Linked DNA regions of Homo sapiens: region 2 is linked to region 1. The links are chromatin contacts, found by Hi-C or POLR2A ChIA-PET in ENCODE. All regions are on one chromosome and are shown on one strand. The core of a region is the stretch at or near the end of the contact, and the rest is flanking DNA. Distances in the headings are between cores, read along the strand shown. Region 1 overlaps DLGAP1 (DLG associated protein 1). Region 2 has its middle 25 kb from the start of GAPLINC.

Evidence for each region. A loop is a pair of places that touch in the nucleus more often than their neighbours do. ChIA-PET counts read pairs that join two places held with the same protein, here RNA polymerase II (POLR2A). Pooled maps may share reads with other maps.
Region 2: a loop to region 1 is called in a map of naive thymus-derived CD4-positive, alpha-beta T cell, with 2.8 times the contacts of the local background. The contact joins two enhancer-like sites. A Hi-C loop is called at or near these places in 1 of 168 maps with a recorded cell type or tissue (naive thymus-derived CD4-positive, alpha-beta T cell) and 4 of 50 pooled maps. POLR2A ChIA-PET finds 5 or more read pairs at or near these places in 7 of 52 experiments (H1, K562, PC-9 and 4 more).

The regions. Positions count from the first base shown.
Region 1 is chr18:3,538,260-3,544,837 of GRCh38, reverse strand. All of the region lies in intron 9 of DLGAP1 (DLG associated protein 1), which reads left to right. Among named protein-coding and RNA genes, the nearest start is that of DLGAP1-AS1, 53 kb to the left of the region's middle. Within about 2 kb of position 3,442, at least 6 of the 41 ENCODE cell types and tissues checked have a DNase peak (open chromatin) inside an H3K27ac peak, as active enhancers do.
Region 2 is chr18:3,488,139-3,494,817 of GRCh38, reverse strand. No RefSeq gene overlaps it. Among named protein-coding and RNA genes, the nearest start is that of GAPLINC, 25 kb to the right of the region's middle. Within about 2 kb of position 1,282, at least 2 of the 41 ENCODE cell types and tissues checked have a DNase peak (open chromatin) inside an H3K27ac peak, as active enhancers do.

The DNA of each region.
Region 1 (6,578 bases), core at 2,193-4,692:
AGACCAGGGAGGCAGAGGTTGCAGTGAGCTGAGATGGAGCCACTGCATTCCAGCCTAAGCGACAGTGCCAGACCTTGTCTCAAAAATAAATAAATAAATAAATAAATAAATAAATAAAAGCAAAGTACACATTTTTTTTTCCAAGTACACACAGAGCATTTAACAAGATAGACAATATTTTGGCCCAAAAAACAAGTTTCAATAAATTTTCAAGGGTTCAGGAAAAAGTACGTTGTCTGACCACAATGGAATTAAATAGAAATCAATAGCTAAAATATATTTGGAAAATCCCCAAATTTTTGGAGACTAGGTAACACACTTCTAAGTAGCCCATGGGTTAAAGAAAAAAATCAAAAGGGAAAATAGAAAGTATTTTAAACCTTTCTTATAGGGCATGACTGCTGGCGATGAATACTTTCAGCTTCTTTTTATTTATTTATTTATTTTTCTGAGATGGAGTCTCGCTTTTTCGCCCATGCTGGAGTGCAGTGGCACAATCTCAGCTCACCACAACCTCCACCTCCCGGATTCAAGCAATCTCGCGCCTCAGCCTCCCAAGTACCTGGGACTGCAAGCACATGCCACCACACCTGGCTAAGATTTGTGTTTTTAGTAGAGACAGGTTTCGCCATGTTGGCCAGGCTGGTCTTGAATTCCTGACCTCAGGTGATCCACCCACCTCAGCCTCCCCGGGTGTTGGGATTACAGGCGTGAGCCACCGTGCCCGGCCTACTTTCAGCTTCTGTGTATATAAAAAAGTCCTTATTTTGTCTTCATTTAAAAAAGATATTTTTGCCACATACAGCACTCTAGATTAATGGCTATGTTTTTGTTTGTTTGTTTGTTTGTTTTCTAAAGAGGAATAAAGATATCCCAGTCTTGGATAGTCATGCATTGAACAGTACTTAGGTGAATATGCTATTGGGACCCGTGCAGATCTCAGACCTTCACTCTGTGCAGTTCTCTCCTCTTCCATACACTGCCATGCAAATTCCAGCTGCCTTGTCCTCCTCGTACCCCTAGCAATGTCTCATTAGTCAGGGAGACTGCCGACTCCCCATGGGGACCACTCCCTGGAAACTCGCTCCAGTCAGTCAAAGGCCCCATTTGTTTCCCATATCTCAGTGATCACTGTTCTTCATTGTCTGATATCAAATGTCTTGGAAACAGTTGTTTCATATATTTTGCCAGGTTTTTAGTTGTTTCAGATAATATAGTAAGTTCAGTCATTCTTACTCCATCATTGCCATGCACAGAAGTCGTCCATATAGGTTTTATCTGGCCTATATGTAAGTAAGGCAAGCCCTGTTATTTAGCACTACTCTCTGGCTTTGAAGGTCTTGGAATGTATTGGAAAAATATTGGAGTCATGGGGCCGGATGAGGTGGCTCACACCTGTAATCCCAGCACTTTGGGAGGCCGAGGTGGGTGGATCACGAGGTCAGGAGATCGAGACCATCCTGGCTAACAGGGTGAAACCCCGTCTAAAAATACAAAAAAATAGCCAGGCGTGGTGGTGGGCGCCTGTAGTCCCATCTAAGGGGGAGGCTGAGGCAGGAGAATGGCGTGAACGCGGGAGGCGGAGCTTGCAGTGAGCCGAGATCACACCACTCCACTCCAGCCTGGGTGACAAAGCGAGACTCCGTCTCAAAAAAAAAAAAAAAAAAAAAATTGGAGTCATGGGAACAAAAGAGTATTCTAGTTTAGAGATCCAGATTGAAAGTCGCTTTACCTCTCTGTCTCTAAAATTTGGGAGTTGACTACTATTAACAACAATAACATTTTTTGGTGTAAGTTCTCTGATTCAACACCATCAGTGTTTCCTCAACTTTAGGGTTGTGTTACATATAGATAGAGACTCCTAGTTGAAGTTTAGGACCTATGTCCTGGATTTTGCCTTTCTGCTTATTACTATAGTTCCCAGGTAGCTATATTGCTGTCATAATCTCCACTTCAGAAACAAGAGATAAGTGTGAATAAGTGTGTGGTACAGGTTCTGGCTTCCTGCCTCCATTCCAACTCGGCTACGTTTCCTAAAGTGAGATATTTCTGATGTAATTTGTAATAATTTATAAAGCAATCATCGCCCATCTTCACAACTGAAAGTGTTAAGGGGAGGCAGAAACTTTGCAATTGTATACTCCTTAGTTCCTTACTGACAGTGTCAAACTGACAAGTGACAACTGTCATTCTTGGGGGTATGCAAAGAAGCTACTGGTCTCATAACAATGTTCTGGAAAGCGAATTCCAGGATGTTATTTTTCTGGTGTATGTATACTTAATATTTTCATCTGTGCCTTTACAAATGATTTATCCACTGTCTGAAATCTTTAGAGATCATCCAAGTGGAATTCAGTGTTGCTGCGAGAACTCTTTTCCTTCAGCATCCAGAAAATCAGAAGAGAACACTTTTCCTAGAAAAAGGGATGGCAAACTACTCTGTGGCCTCTTTTTCTGCCTCATCAACTCTCCAGCCTTATCAATTTTTAATAAACAGGTGAAATTGACTAATAGTGAATGTCTAGAGCAAGCTTTGTGTGTTCAGAGGTGTGTATACCTAAAGGGAAAGCCAGGATCTTTTCATTTACATCAGTGGGGTGGAAATGGGAGCAGATGCGTATTTTGATGATTTGCATAAAAGTTTCTGCTCTTTCTGATCTTCTGTTGGTGGAGCAACCTCCTTCTCTCCTAGTATACCTTTTATACATTACACATAACATTTAGACCTCCAGGACATACTTAATGTGAAAGAGAAAAAATGCTGGCATTAAATATGCCTGTGAATGGCACCTACCATTCCAGTAGATCTGTGAATGCACAGACTGAGTCAGAGGTGTTGAAGGAAAGCCCCGGTGACATATTATGAGAGCCACTCCTCGTCTCTAGAAACAAATGCCTCAGTGAATAGGACTGTTACCCCTTTTTTTTTTTCCACCAATATTGCCTCTGTTTCCATTTGCATTTCCAGAAGTGACCCAATTCTGAGTTTTTAAAATCTTCCTTGCTTCACACATCAAAGCTCACAGCCTTCGTAACTGGGTGGAACAAGCAAGTGGAAAGGTAGCATTGTTTTCTCTTATAGCACAATGTCAGCTACTATAAAAGATCTCTTTTGATCGCAAGGGACTTAAATATGTAAACTTTAGGGCTTGTAGTGATTTGTGCCTTTTCAACTAAGCAGGATATTAAAACATAAAGCCAAAATTGAGGCAACATCTGACAGCCAGTTCAGGGACCACAGACTTGGAAAGACCTTTGGCAATCAAAAAACATTGCTTCTTTGTCAACCCAGGAGCTTTGGATCAGTCCCCACTCTTCAAAGTTTCCTTGGAGTACCTCACAGCCCAGTACCCACCCTTGAAATTGCACTTGAAAAGTAATCTCTTTTCTTTGCCAAGTTAACAATATCATGACCTAGCCAAATAGTTCCTTACTGTACACCTGAGTTTTAAAGGCGTGGCATTCAGGCGTTTCAAATTTCAAAAGCCTGAAACTTGGCATAACTCCTGATAAGCCTCACAGCTTCCTTTTTTCTTTTCTTTTCCTTTTCTTTCCCTTCTTCTTTCTTTCTGCCATCCCTCCCTCCTTCTCTTTCTCTCTCTCTTTCTTCCTTTTTATGTATTTTTCAAAATAACTTAGTGTGCAGAAAGAAAACCATCGGACTTACAAGCCTACAGCCTCCATTTGACAAGACTCAGTAAAACATAATTGTTAGTGAGACTGCTCATGCTTTGTTAGTTACCTCGGGTCAGTAGCCAAGGAGTGACCTAACCTTCCAGTTGCGGAGGTAAAGCAGTTCCTTCTGGGGGCACATTCAGTTCAAGGATGTTTTGTTGAGACTCCTAACCAGGGTTCCTATAGTGACAGCCCATCAAAGGTATTAGCACCTGCCCAGCTGGTGCTAAAAAGAGGCTGGCAGCATGCTGGGCCCTCTCAGAAGTTACCAGATGACAACACGTCCACTCTCATTATTTTCTATTTCCTCCCTTTATTTTATTTGAGAAAAACATCACAATTATTTGGGGTAGAGAAAATTTTTTTATAGAAAGCCTATCCTATTTTCCTTTACTTTAAAGACATCTTCAAGCATGATGTATTTAAGCAAAGGAATGATGAACATAGAGGATTTGAAATAACAGATGGATGTTTGTCTTGAGATAGTTTTAAAATCTGGTGATAGGACAGTGCTAACCGTATATAAATGGAGGGTAGGAGGGTTCCTCCCACCTGAATTTTTGCACAAGGGATGCTTATGCCTGCGCCCTCCCATGCATGATTCTAATTTGGAAGCTGATCCAAATTAGTAAACCTAAGTAAACCTCTTTTGGGGGAGCTTGAATTTTTTTTTTTTTTTTTTTTTTTTTTTTTGACACAGGGCCTCACTCTGTTGCCCAAACTGGAGTGCAGTGGTGCAATCTCGGCTTACTGCAGCCTCTGCCTCCCGGGTTCTTCAAGCCATTCTCGTGCCTTAGCCTCCCGAGTAGCTGGGACTATAGCCACGTACCACCATGTCAGGCTAATTTTTGTATTTTTAGTGGAGACGGGATTTTGCCATGTTGCCCAGGCTGGTCTCGAACTCCTGGCCTCAAGTGATCTGCCCGCCTTGGCTTCCCGAAGTGCTGGGACTACAGACGTGAGCCACTGCACCCAGCCAAGCTTGAATTCTTGATCTCGGTCTCCTCACGCCCGTGCCTTATTTTGATCTGTCTTTTATTTTATGTAATGAGACATCTTGGTTTTTACATCAGTGAAAGGGTGCCATTTCATAAAATACCAAGATGGTTGCACTTTCTAGGAGTAGCATTTCAGATCCCACATATATTCAGCCTTGACAGAAGGCTTAGTTTAAAATGTCTAAAGGCATGTACAAAGAAAGAAAGAATAGCAGAGTGCTAGCATTGCTCTCTTTGAAACTGGACTTAGCCTTGAAAAGCAGCCATTATGTGAATGAGAGGGATAAAGACGCTAAGCAGAGGCCAGGGGATTCTATGATGGAAAGACTAAGCTACTCTCCTAAAAATAAGTTCATGACTTGAGTCTCATCAGTTGAGTGTCTTGTAGTTCCAAAGCATGGATGTCATAAAGATAATGACTGTGCTTAGTTTTTGTGCACAATTTCTTTTGTTTAACTGCAACTCTATCAGACAGGGGGACAAGAATGGAACCTCTTCAGTTTACCCATATATGTTTTGATTTGTAACTTGCTGTACAGAAAAGTTGTAGGAAGTGGGAGAGGGTAGAAACTCCTCTAGTTAGAAATATAAACTTGTTTCATAGAAGGAACATAAAGCAACAGCAGAAGTGAATGCTAACAAGTGACTTTCTTCTGGCTATTCAGAACAGACAGAGTATTGTGTTCCATACTGGTTGATCCAGTCTTTGCTTTCATGGTTTTCTGCTTCTTGGGCCAGAATATTGGCCAGCATTTTTCAGAAGTTGTAATTATTACACACTGTGCCTGCAGGGGCATGAAGAGCCAAGGAAGCTTCAAGATTGAAAACTGTGGGTTGGGAAACAGCAAGCCACTGGGTTCAGCTTTTGGGTTGATATCATCAACGAGGAACTGATCAATTCTTTCAAAAAATAAAGAAATTAATCTAGGGACCTCATTTTGTGTTCCTATCAAAATTGCAGAAAAACAATAACAACTTGACTGCACTCTTCACCCAAAAGGAACTTTGCTTATGAAAGACATAAATCATTTTGTAGAGCAGAACATTCTTTGAAAGCTCTGAGTAGAAGAAAGCACTTGCTTAAGGAACTTAATTGATAGAAACTAGCAGGTTGGACAGGGCTGCCTGAGTTCAAAGGCGCCGCTTTTAATCCCAAACCATTTTAATTTTACTTAACTTTTCTTTCTGAGTGACTACACTGCAAACTGCAAACTTCTATTAATCTACTGCCAAGTAATTTTTCTAAGAAGGTGGATCCTTTGCAAGATCCATAGCCAGGAGATGGCTGTTAGGAATGCGGGTAGTACAGTTCTGTGTAGATAAAAACAGAGGCACAGGAAAGTAGGTCATTCTGTTTTATATGTGGAACAGATTCTGGCTGTGGCAGTTTGCTCTGATTGAAAACAATGAGGGACTAGTACTTCTTTAAGTTTGGAAATGTAATGCCTCTGGCAATACAGGATCTTGGAGCGTGGAGGCTAATGTTTTCATAGTTGGGATTTCATGTTAGCAGAACAGCCAAAATGTCAACTGTTTGCAAGGAGAGTCATCCAATTCACACATATGCAGCTGGAGAGAAAGCTTAGCTTCAGATGACAGTTAACATTTTGGGGATGAACGGGAAGAATGCAGAAATAGCCTACTGCAGCCAAGAAATGAGTGGTTGTTGGAAGAACCACTTTCGCAAAATTGTTCTTTCTTTCATTGCTAGCACAAGAGACTTGTAACATTGCATTCAGATTTTCACACTATGTGATTTTTTTTTTCTTTTTCTTTCTTTTTTTTTTTTGGCTCATTTGAGAGTTAAGAGCTTACAAAAGTGACTGGGTTGGATAACTTCATCAGAATTGATTTTTTGAAAACAGCAAATGGGTCAACTTTGGCTAGTTTATCTTCGTAAAATGG
Region 2 (6,679 bases), core at 33-2,532, 48 kb after region 1:
ACTGAATCTCTGTGAGGTTACAAAGGCCTCATCGCTTTGGTTCGTGCACTGACTATTCATGTAGTCTGAACCGTGATTACACTTTTTGCCTTTTCACAAATTAGTTCATCTGTTTCATCGGGGCTCTTTAAACATTTTAGCTAATCCCATAACAAAATGAGTCAGCTTTTGCATGTAGAAATCTGAATTTCAGTGAAGCCATTTCCCATATCACAGAGTCTACTCTCCAAAAAAAAAAAAAGTGTAATTTAGGTTTTATATAGAAATTGAACAAAATTGTTTGTTCCGAAAATGACTTTTCTTTTTATATCTTTGAAATCCACCCCTTGAGAATATAAACTGATTTTGCTTTAAATAAATGACATCTTAAAAATCAAAGCGTCTGAATGTGTTCATTCTCGAATGCCATTGATACTAAAGGGTGCTGAAATTTACCTTGGGTTTGCTCAATAGGTTGTTTGACTTGCAGCTGCTAAGCCAAGATCGAATCAACTCATTTTGCAAACAAACTAGTGGCCCTGTCTGAAAACCCTCTCTCAGCTCTAATTCAATTACCAGCGCAAGTTTACTTACAGTGACTGTAAGTCACTCATCCTCTCCCATAAAGCATAGAGATGGGAAATAGCGTGCTACCCCCTAGTCGTATGCTGTCCTCTGGGTTTGCTGCTGGTCCAGGAAGGCGTCATCAGAAAATCACAGGAATGTGAAGCTCCAGTGTGATTCCTGATTCCTGTGTCTCGACTTAGACAGCCAAGGGATTATTCCAATAGGTCTTCTTTGTAAATGAGCACAGGCCTCAACTTAGAGAAAATGGCTGAGAGCAAGCAAACATTTTCATAAATGCCAGCTCAAGCTCTACCACGCAGCTGATTGAACTGTTGCTATTCATGGGGCAGAATATTTTCACTAGTGCTGATTATGATTGCCACGTTCCCTCTTCACACTTCTTGTCTGTCTTCTTGAAGAAGTAGGTGCTAATTTCATCTGGAAACTTGATCGATAAATTAGTGTTATTAGCAAGCTTCTTTTGAGATCTCAATGAAGAGGTTCTTCAGTTGAAAAACTCTTCCTTTCACTTTGGAAAAGGGGAAGTCGGAGCAAATAGAGCCTGCGTTTTCTCTTCTGTTACTGAGGGGGAAAATGCATTCTTCCTGTTGACTCTACAAGGAGATTATAAGCAACAATTTCAGATTTCTGTAGTCTTAAATCCAGATGCTTTTACTGCTTGTGAGGACCAATGCTCTACAAATAAAAACCATTCCAGCATAGCTACCCTTCAGAGATTTGCATATATAGTTGTCAGTTGATGAACACTTCCTTCTTTCTCTGAGCAATTTCAATTATGAAAAGTAAGCAGGAACATTTAAGGAGCTGGAAGATACAATAGTTGTCCCCATAAGGTATTGTCGAAGAAACATCTCCCCAGGTTTCAATAAAAATATTCTACTCTGTGTGTGTGTGTGTGTGTGTGTGTGTGTGTGTGTGTGTCTTAGGGAATAAACACTTGCTATATGAAAATGTGTACTGCTATATGTGACATTTTTTAAAAATACCAGATTTGTCACACCATTTCCTTTCTAGAATAAAATCTAATATGCTTTATAACCTCAGCCAATATGATGTTTGTCTGTAATTCCCAAGTGAGAGAAGAAGCAAATTTCACAGACAGAACTTGAGCAAAAGTGAAAAGGGGATAGTTTAAATCATTTACCCTTAGATTCCTTTCCTGTTTGGTTTAATTTAACATATTTCTTGAGAAGCCCCTCCTCCTCAACATGCTCCTGGAAAAAAGTCCTGCTTCCTTTACTGAGGAGGGGTTTAACTTTTCTCTTCTCTGCAGCCTGGCCGCTGGCCGGAGCAATACCTGGGAGGTCTTGGTGAGCCTGGCACTTCCAACATTGAGTTTGGCAAACATGAAAACAACTCAAGGGCTCCTGAACTTTTCCTCAACATTAGTCAAGCAAGGAAATGAGTCTGGAATGACTGAAGAGGGATCCTTTCCAAGGAGCTGGTGCCTGTGTGTCTAGTTTTGAGTTAATGCACCAGGGATACCTTGACCAGCAGGTTGTTCAAAATGAAATCCAGGGCATCTTGCAGAGAGAGTGAAAACTGATCAATAGTTTGGAACATTGGAACAGTGGAGAGGGGTTGGCACAGGAAAATGGGGATTTCCAAAATGAATTCAAGTGAGGGTTAATCACTTCGTCAATAATGGTGATGTGGGGAATGATTATTTAGATAATTCTGGGTAATTCTGCAGACAAAGAAAGAAAGAAAGGAAAACACTCTACCAGGGAGGACCTAAGATGTTTTGGCATCAGCCTATTCAAGGACCATCAGTGGCTAAACTCATCATGTTCTCAAGGGCACTTCATTTGAAGATAGAGTGAGGCCAATGACCAACTATTCTTCTAGCAAAGACAACACATTAGAATTGAGTTAAATATTCAACTGAGAGAATTTGGGTTAAATATTAAAGAAATGCTTACCTAAAAGAAAATACCAGGTCTCAACAGCCATGAGAAACTCAATATACCTCCTGAGATAAGTCCTTCTGACAGAACCATGTCACCGGGAGGAGCCTCATTAAGAGGGCAGGTCTTCCATGCCTATTAAGTATTTGTCTGTTGGATGGTAGATGCATAAAAGACAGGGTTCCCTACTCCATGATCCCTGTTGGCTTCAGCCCAAAGTAGTGATTCCCCAGTAACTCCAGAGTCACAAAGACAGGGGGGAAAGTCCTCACATACTCCACTAGACACACCCAGGTGTCATTTTGATTATCACATTCTGGCTTGGTGTCAGATGGGAAAGCATTTCCATGAGCTTATAAGTTGGTTACAAATATTTCCAGCATTTCTCTTGAAAGCTTGACCCACTCTCTCACCAGCCTTAACATTTTGCCCAGCAGGTTCAAGGCCATTCTGTAAGTGGGTAAGAGCCTAGATTTGAAGCCAGACCACCTGGTTTGATCCCAGCTCTACCCTTTACCAGCTGTGTATTTTTGGCAAGTTAGTTCATCTCTCTGTGCCTCATTTCCCCCATTTGTACAATTAGGATGAAAATAGTACCCATTTCATAGGGTTTTTATAAGAATTAAATGAATTAATCTATGTAAAACTGTTAAAACAACCCAGGTACATGGTCAGCACTAAATAAATGTTAAATGTCATTATTATTATTATTATTATTATTACTATACATTTGTGCCCTGGCTGGACTGTTTCATGTGTATTCTGTAGCTCAATCCTTATGGTAACCCTGTGCTATGAGGTGGTCACTGCAAGTGAATTACAGAGCTCTTAGGGAGGCTCCCAAGGTTCCTGGCAAGTGACAGAGCTAGTATTTGAATTCAGTCTGACACCAGATCTTTTGTTCATACATGTGTGATACATGCAAGACAAAGCCATTTATTTGTTGTGTTCTTTTTGCTGATAAAAAGTACACATGAAAGTTTTAAAGACAACAAAAGGGTAGACAATGACAGGAGAGCCACTTTACACTCTAGTTGTTTGCTGTGATACTGAACATATTTGAACAGCTTATTGTATGTACACCCTGTATGTTTATTGTATGTATATCCTTCTACATTTATCTATGAATATGCAAATATGTATATAATTTTTTCCCACAAAATGGTAGCATGCTATACACATTCCCTTTACTGTTTGCCTTTTCTATTTTGTAATGTATTCTTCCATTGCAGAAAACTGTGATCTACCTTTTCTCTTTGATGGCTTCATATGTTTCCATGTTATGAATGAGCCATAAAACATTATCTGGTCCATCTATTGATAGACATTTAGGCTGTTTCTGTTGCTTGCTATGATAAAAAAAAATCTGCAGTGAAAATCGTTTTACAATATATTTTCAGTACATGTGGAAGTGCATTTATAGGTTCTTTTCATAGACAAATAGATATGCATTTTTGTTTTTAAATATTATCAAATGGCTTTCCAAAACGGCTGCATTGATTTCCACTTCACCAAACATGGATAAGTTTTAGCACCTACCTTTGCAAACAATGAAACAAAGCATTCAGAAAGTGAATTCGAAGAGATGCTAAAAAAAAAAAAAAAAAAAAGAAAAAGAAAAAGAAAAGAAAAAAAAAAGCTGGGCACGGTGGTTGTAATCCCAGCACTTTGGGAGGCCGAGGTGGGCGGATCACGAGGTCAGGAGATCAAGACCATCCTGGCTAACACGGTGAAACCCCATCTCTATTAAAAATACCAAAAAAAAAAAAAAAATTGCCGGACGTGGTGGCAGGCGTCTGTAGTCCCAGCTACAGACTGAGGCTGAGGCAGGAGAATGGCATGAACCCGGGAGGCGGAGCTTGCAGTGAGCTGAGATCGTGCCACTGCACTCCAGCCTAGGTGACAGAGCGAGACTCTGTCTCAAGAAAAAAAAACCAGAAAAAAAAAATCAAGAATCTTCCAATCTTCCAGTTGGGTTTCAATGAGGCTTGGGGGGTGTATCTCTAGAAATGTGTAGGGAGGTGGTTTTCGTGCAATCTTTTCTATAATTCCCAGAATATAGAACTGAAGGAGGATGTAAGCATAGTCTTCGCCCTATGTGAATGCATCTGGGAATTGGGTCTATTTGCGCACACCTCAGATGCTAGCATAAGAACCCTCTACTGAACAAGGCAGGTGCTCAACATGCGGGACCAGTCAGGAAGCAGACAGAGCAGAAGCACTTGAGTGGTGAGGTTTATGCCACAGGACACCAACTCTTAGGCTTGGCAGTCCGTCTTTCTTTCCTCTTCTTCTTCTTCTTCTTCTTCTTCTTCTTCTTCTTCTTCTTCTTCTTCTTCTTCTTCTTCTTCTTCTTCTTTCTTCTTTCTTCTTCTTCTTCGCAGTCCTTCTTTCTTTCTTCTTCACAGTCCTTTCTTTCTTCTTCTTCTTCAATTCTATTTCTAAAAAGACTTTAAAATGCTTTACAGAATTAAAGCATAAAACACACAGCCACAAAACAGAACAAAACACGTCCTTTTCAGGAACATGGGTGCAGCTGGTGGCCATTGTCCTAAGAGAATTAACACAGAAATAGAAAACCAAATGCTGCATGTTTTCACTTATAAGTGGGAGCTAAATGTTGAGTACATATGAACACAAAGATGGTGACAATAGACAATGGGATTTCAAAAGGAGGAAGTGGGGAATGGGGCAAGGGTTGAAAAACTACCTGTCAGATACCGTGTTCACTACTTGAGTGATGGCATCATTAGAAACCCAAACCTCAGCACCATGCACTATAACCACGTAACAAATCTGCCATGTACCCCTAAAATCTAAAATTTAAAAATAATAATAAGAAATAAGAAATAGGGCCGGGTGCGGTGGCTCACGCCTGTAATCCCGGCACTTTGGGAGGCCGAGGTGGGCGGATCACGAGGTCAGGATTTCAAGAGACGGCCAACATAGTGAAACCCCGTCTCTCCTAAAAATACAAAAAATTAGCCAGGCATAGTGGAGGGTGCCTGTAATCCTAGCTACTCAGGAGGCTGAGGCAGGAGAATCACTTGAACCCAGGAGGTGGAGGTTGCAGTGAGCCGAGATCATGCCACTGCACTCCAGCCTGGGTGACAGTGTGAGATTCTGTCAAAAAAAAAAAAAAAAAAAGAAAGAAAGAAAAAGAAGAAAGAAAAGAAAGAAAGAAAGAAAAAGGAAAGAAAGAAAAGAAAGAAAAAGGAAAAAAGAAAAGAAAGAAAGAAAGAAAGAAAAAGAAAGAAAGGAAGGAAGGAAGGAAGGAAGAAAGAAAGAAGAAAGAAAGAAAGAAAGAAAGAAAGAAAGAAAGAAAGAAAGAAAGAAAGAAAGAAAGAAAGAAAGAGAGAGAGAGGCCGGGCACGGTGACTCACCCCTGTAATCCCAGCAACTTGGGAGGCCAAGTGGGGTGGATCACCTGAGGTCAGGAATTTAAGACCAGCCTGACCAATATGGTGAAACCCCGTCTCTATTAAAAATATAAAAAAACTAGCCAGGCATGGTAGTGGACGCCTGTAATCCCAGTTACTCGGAAGCCTGGGCAGAATTGCTTGAACCCAGGAGGCGGAGGTTGCAGTGAGTCGCGACTGAGCCATTGCACTCCAGCCTGGGCAACAAGAGTGACATTCCATCTCAAAAAAAAAAAAGTAATAAGAAATAAATAAAGCATATGGCCAGGTGCGGTGGCTCACGCCTGTAATCTCAGCACTTTGGGAGGCCGAGGCGGGTGGATCACGAGGTCAGGAATTCGAGAACAGCCTGGCCAACATGGTAAAACTTCATCTCTACTAAAAATACAAAAATTAGCCGGCGTGGTGGCGGGCACCTGTAATCCCAGCTACTTGGGAGGCTGAGGCAGAAGAATAGTTTGAACTCGGGAGGTGGAAGTTGCAGTGAGCTGAGATTGTGCCATTGCACTCCAGCCTGGGTGACAGAGTGAGACTCCGAATCAAAAAAAAAAAGCATAAAAAAACCGAACAACTTTTTAAATGAAAACAAACAGACAAACAAACAAAAAGCACTGAAAGACAGTAAAAGAAATTGGTAAATAACATCTTCAAACTCCCAGGTCCCCAGGGTCCCTGAGTTGTGGCCAATGAAAATGAAATGTCTCTCTAGGCTTCCTGGTAGCCAGGGCAAAGTGGACAGCATTTTAAAAAGTTAGTCTCTGGAGTACAGGCCGTTATTCTAAGTAA